Linked DNA regions of Mus musculus: region 2 is linked to region 1. Evidence: chromatin loops called from intact Hi-C (ENCODE). Cell type or tissue: heart. All regions are shown on one strand. Each heading gives the region's core, and the rest is flanking DNA. Links, peaks and the distances in the headings are about the cores only. Region 1 holds the start of Slc22a23 (solute carrier family 22, member 23). Region 2 holds the start of Prpf4b (pre-mRNA processing factor 4B).

Region 1 (7,563 bases), core at 777-5,776:
TGTTGTCAGGCATTGTCCCCTCCATTCATACACACACACAGAGTTCGCCCTCCTGAATGCTAATTTTAAAAACTTGCCCAGCTTTCCAATATGACTCTATCTAGTCTGTTTTCAAGAACTATTTTTGTTCCTGCTTCACACCATGCCTGGCAGGGGATGAGTAGCTGTCTCCTGGTCCCACCGCTAGAGTAATGGTTGGTTTGCTCCACCGGCTAACTTCCAACTTGACTCTAGCACAAAGCCCTCTTCACGCACACTCCTTCAAACCAGTACTCTTCCTACACTCTCAAAAGAGGCTTCAAGTACTCAGCAGTGTTACCAAATCCTTATTGTTGTCAAGCACCCATGGCAATTTAGGTAGTTGTCGTTCTTTTTAAAATTGTCTCTGCCCTCCATGAATGGGAATCAGTTACAGAAGCACCTTTGGAAGGGAGAGGCTGGGGGGGAGGGGGGGAGGATGAGTCAAGATGAGACAAGCTAGGAGGATCTTCTCAATTATATTGCAAAGCAGAGAGATCACTAAGCCAGACGGTTTGGTTCCCACAGGACACAGCATTTTCTGGCCAGGTTGGTACAAGATTAAAACAATGATTAAGATGATGTAAGAGTTTCATCTTACAGATCCATGAGCTACAACTGTTTACTAACACACACTGGGCAGAGAGCTGGATTTTACACACACACACACACACACACACACACACACACACACACACACACACACAATTATAAACTGTCCAAATCCATTCTTGAATTTAGACAGAGCACTTTACACAGTTCAGAACTGTCCCAACTGCACTGTTTAAACTGCCGAAGGGACAGAAACTACAAATGTTTCACAAGTTGCTTAACTAGGTGGCATCCAGTGTTTCCTACAGGCCAAGAAAATGGAAAATTATGGTTACCTAGGGTTACAATTGTCTAACAGTATTGTCCACTTTTAGGGTGATATACAACTCTCTCAGAACACTCCTGCTGTACCACACAGAATGCAAGACCTTTGCAAGGGACAGGGAGGACAAAGTGCGAACTGGGACCAGTTCACCAGGTCTCAATGCCTGAGACCAGAGCAGGTGCTGTACAGGAGCAGCGATGACACCCTGCAAACTTCCCACCTTCCTATGCTATGGGACTATTTACTGAAGTCCTGAGAAAGTATTTGAGGGAACACATTAAAGTCTACAGTCAGATCTCTGGGAAGGACAACTCATGGTTGGGGTGGGGGTGGGTTGGCCAGGGAACTTTTTAAAGGGCTCTGCTTCTTTGTCTATAACTTGGATTCAATTGGCTTTAATCTGTTCAAGGCACGTGTGGGGAGGCTGACATCTGCTAGAAAGAATATCTGAGAGTAGAACACTATTTCTCTTGGATAGTTAGTTCTTAGTGGGAGACACAGGGACAGGCAGCCTGCAGAAAGAACATGGCTATGTCCTGGCTCCAAGGAGAAGCCCTAGAAGAGGGATTGAGTCTTCCAGGGCCCCTGCTGAGCCATCAGTGAGTCTGACACCTTAGCTAGATAGAGGAGAGGATTTGAACCTTTCGGGGGAGGGGAGCCCTTTCCATATGTGCACTGGGACAGGAGTTTGTGTGGATATTAGAAAAGGCTAAGTCGGTCTCTTTGAAGCGGATGCAGCGTCACGGGCACCGCAGAGGGCGGCAAAAAAGCCTTGGCTTCACATCCAAGTAAGAGCATCTCCTTTGAGGGACAGCCGGGAGCCCAGTCAATGCGGGGTTGTGCGTACACAGGCTAACATTTTGGGTTCCTCAACTGGGTAGGTTTGGACCTAAGTCTGCAGAGAATGAGAGATGGAGCACAGAGCAGAGGCGACCGAGGTCAGAAGAAAAAGGTTCACAAGAAGAACGCGGGGACGCGGCGGTCGTGGCCCTTACCTTGCTGACCACGTTTTGGATGAGACCAGTGCGGATGCCGTAGTCCCACGCGTGGCAGTCGCAATTTGAGTCGTTGTTCCCCTTGCCTGGAGGGGATGGGAGGGGTGGTGTGTCGCTGCTGTTGCTTCGGTTGCTCGTGGTCCCCCAGGAGGCAGTGGAGAAGGGGGTGGCCGAGGGGCTGGTCCAATTGCCCATGTCACCCCATCGGCCGGTGACAGTGGCACCCGCCAGCTCGGTGCCTTTGCCGGCCCCGCGGCACCAGAAATCGGGCTGGTCCAGAAGGAAGGAGTCCGAGAACTGGCTGAAGCCAATGAACAGTGCCGGGATCCAGGTGAGCACCACCAGGGTCTTCTGGTAGCCGCCGCCCAGGCCCCCGAGGAAGGGCAGCACGGAGCCATCGTAGTCCAGCAACAGGAGGCTCGGGGCGGCTGTCGCCGCGCAGCAGCTCGAGTGCGGGCCGCCGCTGGGGTGCAGCGCAGGCAGTGGCTGGATCTCCGCGCTGCTGCCGGAGCCCGCGCGCCCTCCGAGGGGCGCCGAGGCCGCCGCGTCCCCGGGCGGCAGGGAGCCGTTCTCCTCCGCCGGGGCCGGCTGCCGCCCGGCACCACTACCCGCCGCCTCACGCCGCCGGTCTATCGCCATGGCCAGGGCCCGCGGCTCCCGCAGAGGCGCATAGAGCGCGGCGGAGCTCGGCGGGCGCCCGGGCACAGCGCCGCCGCCGAGGAGGAGGGCCCGCGGCCGGAGAGAGTGCTCCGGGCCCGGCGAGTCAGGCCACCCCCATGTCACCCGCGCACCCCCGTGCCCTGGGCGCCGGGCAGAAACCGTTCGAGTCCTCAGCCGCCGCGGCTCATCCGCGCCGCGGCCCGGGCGCCCGCCTAGCTACGAGGCTCTCCGCTGATGCGCGCCGGCCGGGGAGGAGGAGGAGCCGGACCCGCGCCCTTGTCGCGACTCGGGGCCCTGCGGGCACCGGTGCGCGTTGTGCTGGGGCCGCCGGCGGCCGCGGGTTGGGAGATCCTCCACGGACTTCGGGCGCTCCCGGAAGCCGCAAGCTCGCAGCCAGCCTGCGGAGCCGGCCGCGCTCTCGGCTCACCGAGCCGGCCTCCGCCTCCCGCCCCGGCCCGCCCCCTCTCCCCCCGCCGAGGTGGAGGTAACCGCGGCACCTGCTGCGCCGCTCCTGCGCACGAGCGCCCCCTCCAGCCGGGCCGTGTCGCCACCGCCCGGACAGACGCAGGGGCGGGGAGAGGGACACCCGGGCCGCTGCAAGATCCCTGGTGGTCTCTGGGCGCGGGGGACGGGGGTCACCAAGGAGTCTGCACTGGCTGGGAGTGAGAGGACAGTGTCGTCTGCCAGTCTCAAGTCCCACAGCCGCAAGGGACCTCGCCCCGGGCACACCGGCTCTCCGTGACCTCTGTTCGTTTCCGAGGTGCCTGGCGGCTGGCACCCCACTCCTGGTCTTGAGCCCAAGGGTTGCCTGTCTTCCAGAACAACCTTCTGTTCTTCTTCCAGACTCAAATAAGGCAGCTTTTTATGGTCACGGAGCTGGGGCAAGGAGGCATGTTTGCCAATTTTAGGATGACAGCCCCTTACAACGCTGGGTCACACACGACCTACTGCAGCACCCGCCCCAAATCGCCATTTCTTTCTGTGCTCCAGAATGAATGTCAAATAAACACAACTCTAGAAGGCTAGACCTTCAACAGAAGCCACACACTCGATACAAACGTGAATGAGGGCGGCCTGCCCCACCCCCTCCCCAAGGTCTCGGAATCACAATTCCTATGCTCTGCGCACAGGCGCGCACACATCTACACCTCACAGGAGATCCAAATGCTCTTGGCACTCCAGACTCCAGAGCCAGCCTTGCCCAGCTAGCACTATATAAATAACACCAGCCCTGCGGCAAACGGCCGCATTAGCATATCTTCTCCTGCGTGCCAGGCCTGACACCAGTGAGAATTATGCGGCTTTCATCTTAGCCTCACTACATTCTCGAGACATTTCATATTCTGAGAAGTTTATTAATGGAATTAATGGAAATCTTAAATGGAGCAATCTATCTCTAGTCTTATTTAGCACAGGGGAAGGAAGCTCGCGTTCTTTTCCCAAAAGCATATCCTGCGAGTACATGTATGGAATGCGTTCTTTAAGCATCTCCGTTATTTTCTCAGCTGCATGTTGTATAATTTAGTGGGAGACTTTTTTTTTTTAAGCATGCAGCTCAATGTTCCAGTCAACATGTACTTACTGCTGAAATTCTGACACGTGGAGAGAACTATTTCTGAAGACTGCCAGAGAGCTGGACTTTGGGGAACCCAACTGTGAATTTTCCTGAGTGGCTGGGAAGGGGAGATTAGATAACAATAGACGGAAGAGACACAGGCTGCAGAAGACACTAAAGGTCTGGGAAACCCAGTCTGGAAATTTAAGCACATTTAATGACATACTTGAGTGAGAATGTCATTATGAAACCCATCATGCAGTATAATGATTATAATCTAATAAAGTATTATTTTCAAAATCAGGAGTGACAGTGCAACCTGCCAATACATGTGATCTTCTCTTCCTCCTTCTCTTCCTCCCCCTCCCCTTCCCCCTCTACCCTCTTCCTCCACCTTCTTCTCCTAATTTCACTTTATTGGTTAGTTTAACTTTTCTTCCCCTCATCACTTGAAGAGCTAATCCTTGGGACGCGCTCACCCCACACCCCAACAGAACAGAGTCAGCATTCAATGAATGAATGTTAGATATTTATTACTGACTCCACCCTCTGCACACAACCTACATTTTCTTATCTGACTGAAATGTAACAAGCCAGGCTTTCTCTCATTCCCCTTCCGTGTTGGTTCTTTCAAAGGAAGCCTGCTCCGTGTCTGGGTCTGACTCCTTTGCTCAGCTGCTCACTAGGAACCTAGCTGAAACTTTGTAAGTCACTGCAAAACACAGCCATTGATCTTAGCAATGGCTCATCTAATTGGGAGAAGAATCATGGGGAACTTTGGAGGGGGTTGCTTTCAGATCCACAGTCATTCAATTCTTTCCTCCAGGGCTGAGATGAAGTGAGCGTTAGATGCTTGACAAACCACTGGTTTTAGATCCCTAGTCATCTAACCTCGAGGGTTCTTTCATTTCAACATGTAGGAACAGATTACCAACCACAGAAGAGTTTACAACAGTGTTTGTTTAAAAGGAGTGACAGATACTATTTGACGAGTAATCACTTTGCTACATACATAAATACCAAAGCATCCTGTATACGTTACATATTTACAATAAAACAAAGCTTAGAACCCTACAAAAAGTAGGGGCTATAAAATGAAGTCTGTTTGCCTTCTTAAGGAAAGGCTATTTGTATGCTTTTAAGGTGGGTACAGCCCTGGCCTAGAAGGACCTTCATTTTAAAGCTCTTTATTCTTATTCCAAAGTCTAGCAACAATCCCCAAATGGTACATTCTGAGATTTTGGAGACATGCTGAAAAATGGTGCTCTCTAAAGCTAAAGCCGAATGAAACCAACACCAAATGTTTGGAATTCACCAGCAGCAGCAGCAGCAGCCTCAACCCAGGCGCTGTAATTAAGTTACTGATTAGATTAGGGGCTTCCTTAAGTCCCTCTTGGATCAACATTTCTCCCAAATCTAGTCAAGACGATTAAAATGTAACTAATTTAGAATAAACTGGCCCTCTATTTATTAAAACGCACCACAGGTGACCTCAGGATGAGCCCTAGAACAATGAAGTAAAGCAAAATTGATATTCCAGAGTGGATGGCGGCCTCCAAGGTGAGTGTTTAAAGCCTCCCCCCGCCCCCCCCCCCCCCAGCTAGTATACAGAAGTTGGTTGTTTTCAACTAGCAACAACCCCACCCCGTATTTTTTGGATGGCCTTTGCTGTTAGCCGTTGTTTGACTTACTTACTTACATACTGGCTTTACCTTCCACCTCCAGAATGTAAGCACCTAGTAGTTCCCTTGCTCAGCAGTGTTCCCGGAAGTGATAACAATATCTGCACATGTGAGATTCTCAGTGTGTCCTTGCGGAGTGACTGAGTACACCCAGCTGTGATCATCTGATGATGTCCTCTGTTAAGATCTACAAAGGCTTTACCTTGACTCTTAAGTCATTAAGCAAGCTTTTCATATTTGTTTAATCTCTCAAGCAAGTGTTCAGCTGAGCCAACTTAAGAATTCAGTTGAACTTGACAATCCCATGACTTGTGAGCTATTGTGGTTAGTGGATTGCTCTGGATAGGAAGTTGTCTGTTGGCTTTGCAGCTCACAGACTATATGTAAAGTTTCCAAAAAAAAAAAAAAAAACACATCACTGCCAGCATTTCAAAATGGAAGGACTGAACATGTTTTTAAACTGTGTTTGGGAATACTCCTAACATAGCAGATGTCTGGCCTTTTCCTTGCCCCGTATTTATGGGGCCATGCTCACTTGAAATACAGTGAGCAGGCAAGGGTTACCCAGCTTGTCTTTATCACTGCCTGGCACACAGTCACGTCATCATCTGGCCCCTGCAAACATCTCCATCTGAGTTCCTGACCCCAGTGCACATTAGCATCCTGAGTGCACACAAAGAAGCTGAGTCATCTCTCTTCCTTTGACATTCTGTTAAGTAATCTAGCACTCTGCAATTCCCAAAACCTGAGATAATGAAAATACGATGCAACCTAGTCAGTAATATGCTTGGATAATTTCTTCCCCTTGAACATAGCAGGAGGACAAAAAAAAAAAATGACTTCAGCTTACCTATAAAATTGAGGGATATCCAACTTTAAAAGTTAATCCCAAGGAATTGGCGTCAGGGTTAAATAACTTTAATCAGAAGCCAAGTCATACTAAATGTATTCTGGATTGTTTCGGCTCATCTATTAATTTTCTTTATTCTTGAATTATAACTTGGCAAATCATGTACTGCATCATTCTTTTTTGGCTTTATAGCAGCTTAATTTCTTCCCTTCAGATGCTTGTTTGAAGGATAGGTTACCTTGCTTTCTATGAGTGTTCCCAAATTGTGATGTGCATCAGCATCTCACAGCTAAAGCTGCGTATATAGTATTCAAACATTATTTTTTATCATCCTTTGGCTTCTGGAATGTCAACTCTTACTCTTTAACAAGGAATTTGACATTTACAAAACCTATCATAAATCAAAATGAAAAAGCTACTTTCATTCTGAGGCAGCAGAAGTAATAAAAATGTCACAAGAGCTCTCCTAAGGAAAGCTGCAGGTATTACCTGGAGGAGAGGCCACCTGCTTGTCTGCTGCAAGCCAAATTCATCCTTCCTGCTCACAAATCCCGTGAAGATAACAAAGTCTTCCATGCAAAAAGCTACTCCCACTACAAGTGGGATCAGCAGGGCCCAATTGCTTTAAAAAGTTTGGCTAAAACTTATTTTCAAGCCAGGCAACTCTGTCTCAAAGCACAACAACAACAGAATAAAACAAACAAACAACAAGAAGACTCACTTAACAACTATTTTATTGAGTTAAAAATTTCTCTCCTATCAAATGTATGTAGAAATTAGTGTTTTTTAAAGAAATGGGGTGTGTGTGTGTGTGTGAGAGAGAGAGAGAGAGAGAGAGAGAGAGAGAGAGACAGAGACACACAGAGAGAGAGAGAGACAGACAGACAGACAGACAGAGAGAGAGAGAGAGAGAGAGAGAGAGAGAG
Region 2 (7,563 bases), core at 1,081-6,080, 530 kb after region 1:
CCAGGGGTTTATCTTGAACTTCTGATTTCCCTGCTTCCTTCTACCAAGTGCTGGGAATGGTGTTATGCACCACCATGCCAAGTTTCAGTACAGGATCTCGATAAGGTAGTCAATAAGTATATCAAGACAAAATCATGGGGAGGGGTGAAACTGTCTTTTTTTTTTTAATGTGCAGAATGAGAAACTTGTGAGTTAAGTGGGGTATACTTAAGAGGAAGAGTTATTGAGACCCAGGTCAGAGGAAAACCAAGAGCACATTAGGGTAGGTGCATTTCCCTTCCCTTTTGTGATCATCCCTTAACCATTCAAGTTATCTCTGGGTAGTGATTTCAGCATCAATTTCATATTGCACACAACACGGCAACTTATATACCTCTCTCAGAGACTGCAAAGCATTTTTATTTTTTTATATTATTATTATTATTTTGGTTTTTCGAGACAGAGTTTCTCTATATAGCCCTGGCTGTCCTGGAACTCACTTTGTAGACCAGGCTGGCCTTGAACTCAGAAATCCACCTGCCTCTGCTTCCCAAGTGCTGGGATTAAAGGTGTGTGCCACACCACCGCCCAGCCGTAGTTAGGGTGTGCTGTGCACAGACACCATGACCAAGAACTCTTCTCATAAAGACAACATTTAACTGGGGCTGGCTTACAGGTTCAGTCCATTATCAAGGTGGGAACATGGCAGCATCCAGGCAGGCTTGGTGCAGGGGCAGCTGAGAGTTCTACATCTTCATCTGAAAGCTGCTATCAGAATACTGGCTTTCAGGTAGCTAGGATGAGAGTCTTATAGCCCACACCCACAATGACATACCTACTCCAACAAGGCCACACCTTCTAATTGTTCCACTCCCTGGGCAGAGCATATACAAACCATCACAAAAACTACCATTTACTCATATAGGCCATTTTGCTCATTGCTTAATTTATTGTGTTTATACAATGAGAACTATTATCCCCAATTTATTGGGTGGTAAAACTAGGAAAAAATTTTAATTGTTCTTGGTTGCACAGCAAACAGTGAAACCCCTTGCTGACATAAATCCTATGTTCATGTAAGTGCATTTTTATTACATCTATTTTGTGTGTTCATGAACAGAGGTCAGAAGACAATCGATGAGGGGGTCTGGGTATTGAACCTAGCTCCTCGGGTCTCTTTTTTTTATTGTTGTTTGTTTTTTGAGACAGGGTTTTTCTGCGTAGCCCTGGCTGTCCTGGAACTCACTCTGTAGACCAGGCTGGCCTCGAACTCAGAAATCCGCCTGCCTCTGCCTCCCAAGCGCTGGGATTAAAGGTGTGTGCCACACCACTGCTGGGCCCTCAGGTCTCTTGACAGGCATCTTTTCCCACTTGAGCCACCTCACCAGCCAGCCCTTACTTTTAGAACATTGTTCTAGGTGTTTCTCTTTATAGTTAATACTGCTGCAAAGCTGATACAATCTAGATACCTAGTAACAAGGACAACAATCTAGTTAGAAGATGCTTGGCAAACCAGAATGAAGCAAAAACTGCTATGTGAAAAAGAGCAAGCGATGACACTGTGTACACAAGTGTGAAATTTAATATTTCACATAGGAAAGGGCTAAAAATAAGCCAACATGTTCGGGCTGGTTCAACGTGGAATTATCCACTTGGGGGATGATTTTCCTTTACTTTGAGTTTGTCCAAATTCACAAATGCACAGAAGTATTTTAAAACAACAAAAAAATTACACTAAGACAGGCATGATGCCTCAAGCGTGTTAACACCAGTTTGGCGTCTTCCCATTAAAGGTCCAAATCCCAATTTTAAACCTAAGTGCTGCTCAAATGGCTTCTACACTCTTCAAAGACACCTGGAAACTCCAAGAGTCAACGGGTTTTACGATGCTCGTAATTTGTTTGTAGTCTGTTACAATTAGCCTATTGAGAGCTCACTGGGTTCCATGGCAACCGTGTACGAGATTAGTAGCTCTCCACAGAAATACACATATTTCAAATATATTTTTCAATTATTTAAAGAATGCCCAGCTCGTTTGGAATAATACTTGAAGCAACCACAGATGGTAGGAAAAGATGAAACGTTCACAAAGACACGCTTGCCTCCAAAGCCTCAACTTTTTGCATTGTCTGCCGGCGCCGTGGTCTCCACGGTGTCACCGAACAAGGCGGACCTCTACTTGAGGGATCTTGGGGTACGCTCAGACGCAATCTTGGCAAGCCGCTGTGCTGACGTTGCCGCAGAGGAGAGGTCGGGGCTGAGATCGGGAGGCGGAGACCAGCTGAGCTGGAGCAGGGAACTGGGAGGGCCTCCCCATAGCTGCCCGCCGCAGTTCTAACGCCACAACCACCGCCCGCAGCTTTGAACACGCCCACGCTTTCTTCTGGCCACCAGCACGCATGCGTCTCTCCGGCTGGCCAAAAGACTTCCGGGAAGCTGGTTCCGCTGTGCAGAGCTCACTTCCGTCCTGATCCGCGGAAACTGCGGCTATGGGTCGGGCGGTTCCTTTACCAGGGCCCCGAAGAGGAAAAAAAAAAAAAAAAAAAAAAAAACCCAAGGAATTGTAATTGTCTGGTCTGTCACTTTGTAAACGTTTCCTGCACGAGTAAGCTAATGTTTCAATATCTGCTAACAGTAACAGCTTGGGATGCCTTTAGGCATCGATTTCGCTCTCCAATTCGTAATAGCGTGGAAATGAACTTGGGTGAAAAAGAAAATCTTCCATGGAAAAGTTTTCCAGCACCAGCTCCTTTAGAAGTGCTTTATTTATTTTATTTTTTATTTATTTATTTTTTGGTTTTTCGAGACAGGGTTTCTCTGTGTAGCCCTGGCTGTCCTGGAACTCACTCTGTAGACCAGGCTGGCCTCGAACTCAGATCCGCCTGCCTCTACCTCCCGAGTGCTGGGATTAAAGGCGTGCGCCACCACTGCCCGACAAGAGCATTTTTATTACATTTATTTTGTGTGTCCGGGCTTAGAAGTGCTTTATTTTACTCTGTGAAGAATGGTGTCTGTAAATCGGAAATCGGTCTTATTTCAGTATCACCATTATCTCCAACGTATTCCTCCCAGAAACAGAAAACTTAATTCCCATATAAAGCATACCATAAAGAACAGAAGGTCAAAAGGGGACCTGGCAGATATTCTGGCTGTTTAAATTAGGCCAGGTCTACGAGCTCTCCGCTAGCCAATCAGCAACAAGGAGAGACACAGCAGGTTTCACCCACTACTGGATCACATGGAGAATCAGCTCTCAGCAATGCACCCGACCCCTTTCTTTGCTGCTGTCTCCAGCAGGTCCCTACACTTACACACTTACACACTCACACTTACACACATAACCAGCGCTCTAAGTGAATCAGGCCTTCTTCTCCCCACGGCCCGCCCCCTAGCCCCGGAAGTTACGTTCCGCGCCCCGCCCCCGGACGCCGAGTTTTTCTATCCGGATTCTTAGCGCGGACTCCCGAGTGCCGCTTTTCTCTACGTGCTCCGCACATGCGCGGCTGCCTGTCCCTTCTTCCTCCGCTTCCACTGGCGTCCACGGTTCGCCGAGCCGCCGCCAGCATCGCGGAGGAGTCGGGAAGTTCAAGATGGCCGCCACGGAGCCCCCGTCCCTGCGGGAGCAAGCTGAGTAAGTGCACCGCGCGGGTGTGTCGGAGCTGGGCCTCCAGGCCGGCAATGCGGGGGACGGCGGCGGCGGCGACCTGCGCGACGGGCGGGAAAGTTCAGGCCTAACGGCGACAGCCAAACTTTGCCTTGCCGCGCGCCGTGGGTGGTGCGGCGGGAGGCGTGGGAGCGGCCTGGGCTTTGCTGCCGGTGGGGCCGCGGCTGTTGAGGTGCCGGCAGCGCGGCCTGCTGTCCGTCGTTGCCCCGGGAGGCGGCGGCACGAGCGGCCTCTACAGGTCCAGTTAGCGTGGTGGCTGCTGCTGCCCTGAGGTCGCGCCTTCCTGCACCTCCCTGGGGGACCGTGGAGCTCTCCGATCTCAACCCTCGGTGATCTCCTTCCCTAAAGAGACCCGAGGAATAGTGGCGGCCGGCAGGCTAAGCCCCGCTTTCCTAACGCATATGCTATCCTTGCGATCCTGCTGATGGTAAAAGCAGAGACGGGGGTGCTAGGGTCACACTTTTGACTGTCCCGGAAATTGTGCTAGCGAAGTCCTTTGCCCTTTACTCTTCCTTCCAACCACAACCCGGTATTTCTCTGTCCATTGGTAGCTTATTTCTAACTTTCAAACTTGAGGCAAAGTAAGGTAGACTACCTGGGTTTTGAGGCCTGGCAGTTTTTTGCCCTAGTTTGTTTTTGCCTTTAGGAAGGGACATGGGAGAAGTATTAGGAATCGTTGCTACTTCTAAATCATTCTAATCTGTGTTTTTAATTAAGCGACTATAGAAGTATTTGAAGCCAAGAGAACACATCCTTGAATAAGCAAAAGGACTAGCTGTTGCTTAAAGAAGAGCAGTGTTTTGTTTCCCACGTTTATGCGAGGAAAGCTTAACTTTAAAGAGAATACCACTGAAGACTGGGTGGCAACAGCAACCCCCCCCACCCCCCACCCCCCAGTTACATCTGCATTATCTATGTTTTCAGCCTGTTTAGGAAAGTGTTTGATACCGTTTCCAGCAACTTGTGACAGATAGCTTGGTTTCTTTGCTGAGAATCTAGTTTGGGGTTCCCCTGTCATTTACTTTACTCAGCTTGACAGAGAATTTGTTTTTATTAAGTATGCTTGAAAGTTGCATTGTGGTTGTGACAATTGGGCTTAGCAGAGAACAGATAGGATTTTAAGATAGCTTATTGTCCAAGTTCATGGTGTGGCAGTTACAGGATGTTAGTTTAGCTTGATGGGTGTCTTCGGCTGTTCAGCTAAGTAGTTCTGGCAATCTGAAAAGTTCTTGGTATTATGTCCATTCACTTAATTTGAGGGGAGGATCCATTCACATTTATTTTGAGTCAGAGTCAGCCCTATTATTTGCGTATTTAATCCTATCTTTATAAGCGTGGGTTTGTTTAGGCTCTGGCAACTACATAACACTGATGGTAGTTTTTAATTTATCCTCCCTTCCCCCATAGAAATTGTGTAAATGGAATTCTTCTCAATGTGTCCTATTTTTGCTAATTTGAAAATAATTAATGGAGTAAATAACAGTTTGATATGAAAGCAGGCACTATGTGTGTTGCTGACCTAAATGGCTTCAAGTTACTCTGAATAGCTTGTAGTTACAGGAAGCTATTCAAAATAGAAAAATTAAGGGCACACATATTACATAGTTTACATTTTCCTTAAAGGCTCAAATGGCTTTTGTTTTACTGGCCTGTACATTTGTCAGCCTCTTTACTTCAGCTTTAAAAAAAAAATAAATGTATTCGAAGTCACCAGGGACCAGGTACTATTCAAATCATTCAAATAGTAGCTCATTAATTCTTGTAACAATCCTGTGGCGCTGGGTCCTGTTGTTGCTGGTATTTTGTGGGTGATGAAACTAACACAGAGACATGAAGTAGTTTGCTCAAGGTCGCACTGTGATAGCCACATTTAACTTTGTAAATGTGGCTCTAAAGGCCAGCTCCCGACTGCTGTACTGTGGCTTCTTCACTTGCCTCTAAGATTTAAAATAATGTTTTTTGCTAGTGTCCCAGAAAGATGGTTGTAGGGAGTGAGGGGGAATTAAGGATCAAACTAAGAACCCTTTTGCACATGTTAATAAGCAAGTACTTTACCCCTGAGCCACATTGTCAGCCTGAGATCATTGAGCAGGGCTGACACTAGGAGTAAACCCAGAGCCTAACATGCACTAGCCTAAGTCCTACCGTGGAGATGTACCTTACTCCCCTGAGCTGGCTGTGTCTTTTCAGGCTGGCCTCCCAAAGGTTGCATTTACAAGCATCCCTACCATGCCCAGCCAAAGATGTGTTTTTGATGTGGTGTTTATAATACATTAAAATTTAATTCCTGAAACATGATTTGGAAAAGGAAAAGCAGAAACTAGGTTTAAGACCAGTTGGTCTTTGGGATCCATTCTAACTCCTGGCTCCATCAATTCTGTTGTAAAAGCATTTCAGTTTGGAAGAGAAAAGTCATTTAGTTACTTCCTTTACATTGGACTTTGCTCAATATTGACATATTTTTAAAGAATTGTCTTTTTTTTAAAAAAATTGTGTAGCTTGCTTGCCTATAAGGCATAAATGGAATGCTTCCCAAATCAATTTATAAAGACTATCCTAGCTGGACAGTGGTGGTGCAAACCTTTAATCCCAGCATTCCAGAGGCCCAGGTAGAGGTGGGCTAGTTTGAGGACAGCCAGGGCCACACAGAATTCCTGTCTTGAAAAGCAAGGGTGGGTGTCTTAGTCAGGGTTTCTGTTCCTGCACAAACATCATGACCAAGAAGCAAGTTGGGGAGGAAAGGGTTTATTCATCTACACTTCCATACTGCTGTTTATCACCAGGGAAGTCAGGACTGGAACTCAAGCAGGTCAGGAAGCAGGAGCTGATGCAGAGGCCATGGAGGGATGTTACTTACTGGCTTCCTTCCCCTGGCTTGCTCAGCCTGCTCTTATAACCAAGACTACCTGTCCAGGAATGGCACCACCCACAAGGGAACCTCCCTTCTTGATCACTAATTGAGAAAATGCCTTACAGTTGGATCTCATGGAGGCATTTCCCCAACTGAAGCTCCTTTCTCTGTGATAACTCCAGCCTGTGTCAAATTGACACAAAACTAGCCAGTACAGTTGACCCCTTGTCAACTTGACACACAAACACATCAGTATTAAGCCTCAACCCTTAGTTTTTATTCATCCCCAAGATCTAAACAACTTTAAAAGTCCCAGTCTTTACATATTAAAAGTTCAATCCTTTCAAAATATCCAGTATCTTTTAAAATCCAAAGTACTTTAAAATTCAAAGTCTCTTAACTGTGGGCTTCACTAAAAAACTTCCTTCAAGAGGGGGAAATATCAGGGCACAGTCACAATCAAAAGGGAAAATTAAACTCTAACTGCCCAATATCTGGGATCCAACTCACAATCTTCTGGGCTCCTCCAGGGGCTTGGGTCACTTCTCCAGCCCTGCCCTTTGTAGCACACAGCTTGTCCTCTAGGCTCCAGCTGCCTGTGCTGCACTGCTGCTGCTGCTCTTGGTGGTCATCTCATGGGACTGGCATCTCCAAACACTGCTGTCTTCCGCTGTGACTAGGCTTCACCAATAGCCTCTTACAGGCTCTCCTCATGGTGCTAAGCCTCAACTCCTTTGCATGACCCCTTCAGTCCTGGGACATCAATTGCAACTGAGGCTGCACCTTCACCAATGGCCTTCCATGGCCTCTCTCAGTGCTCTTCATGACCCCTTCATGCCTTTAAAACCAGTACCACCTGGGTGACTCTTACACATTCCATGTCCAGCCACAGAGAAGGTACAATCTTGGCTATCTCCCCAACTTGCTTCTTGGTCATGATGGACAAAAGTCCAGGAATAGAAACCCTGACTAAGACAGTGGGATTATCTGTTGATAACCAGGCATGATGTTGTACACCATACACCTTTAATTCCAGCTCTTGGGATGCAGATTTCTCAGTTTCACGACA

What was found. A loop is a pair of places that touch in the nucleus more often than their neighbours do. Peaks named below come from ENCODE experiments on the same cell type or tissue, not always from the same donor. Only the 100,000 strongest peaks of a DNase experiment are listed, where the experiment ranks them.
Region 2: it touches region 1 in a loop (2.2-fold over the local background); 5 of 42 quality-filtered maps call a loop at or near these places.

The regions. Positions count from the first base shown.
Region 1 is chr13:34,342,269-34,349,831 of GRCm38, forward strand. It overlaps Slc22a23 (solute carrier family 22, member 23), which reads right to left and starts at 2,950. Exons shown (of 10, transcript NM_001382849.1): 1 at 1,891-2,950. The coding sequence starts at 2,529. In heart, for the core only: a CTCF peak has its summit at 3,081; DNase peaks (open chromatin) are centred at 2,123, 3,063 and 3,723; H3K4me3 peaks cover 3,300 bases; H3K27ac peaks cover 3,874 bases.
Region 2 is chr13:34,872,085-34,879,647 of GRCm38, forward strand. It overlaps Prpf4b (pre-mRNA processing factor 4B), which reads left to right and starts at 3,445. Exons shown (of 15, transcript NM_013830.3): 1 at 3,445-3,610. The coding sequence starts at 3,570. It overlaps Gm36839 (a long non-coding RNA gene), which reads right to left and starts at 3,156. Exons shown (of 2, transcript XR_382181.1): 1 at 3,085-3,156; 2 at 1,544-2,484. In heart, for the core only: a CTCF peak has its summit at 3,871; DNase peaks (open chromatin) are centred at 2,317, 3,397 and 3,947; H3K4me3 peaks cover 3,781 bases; H3K27ac peaks cover 3,609 bases.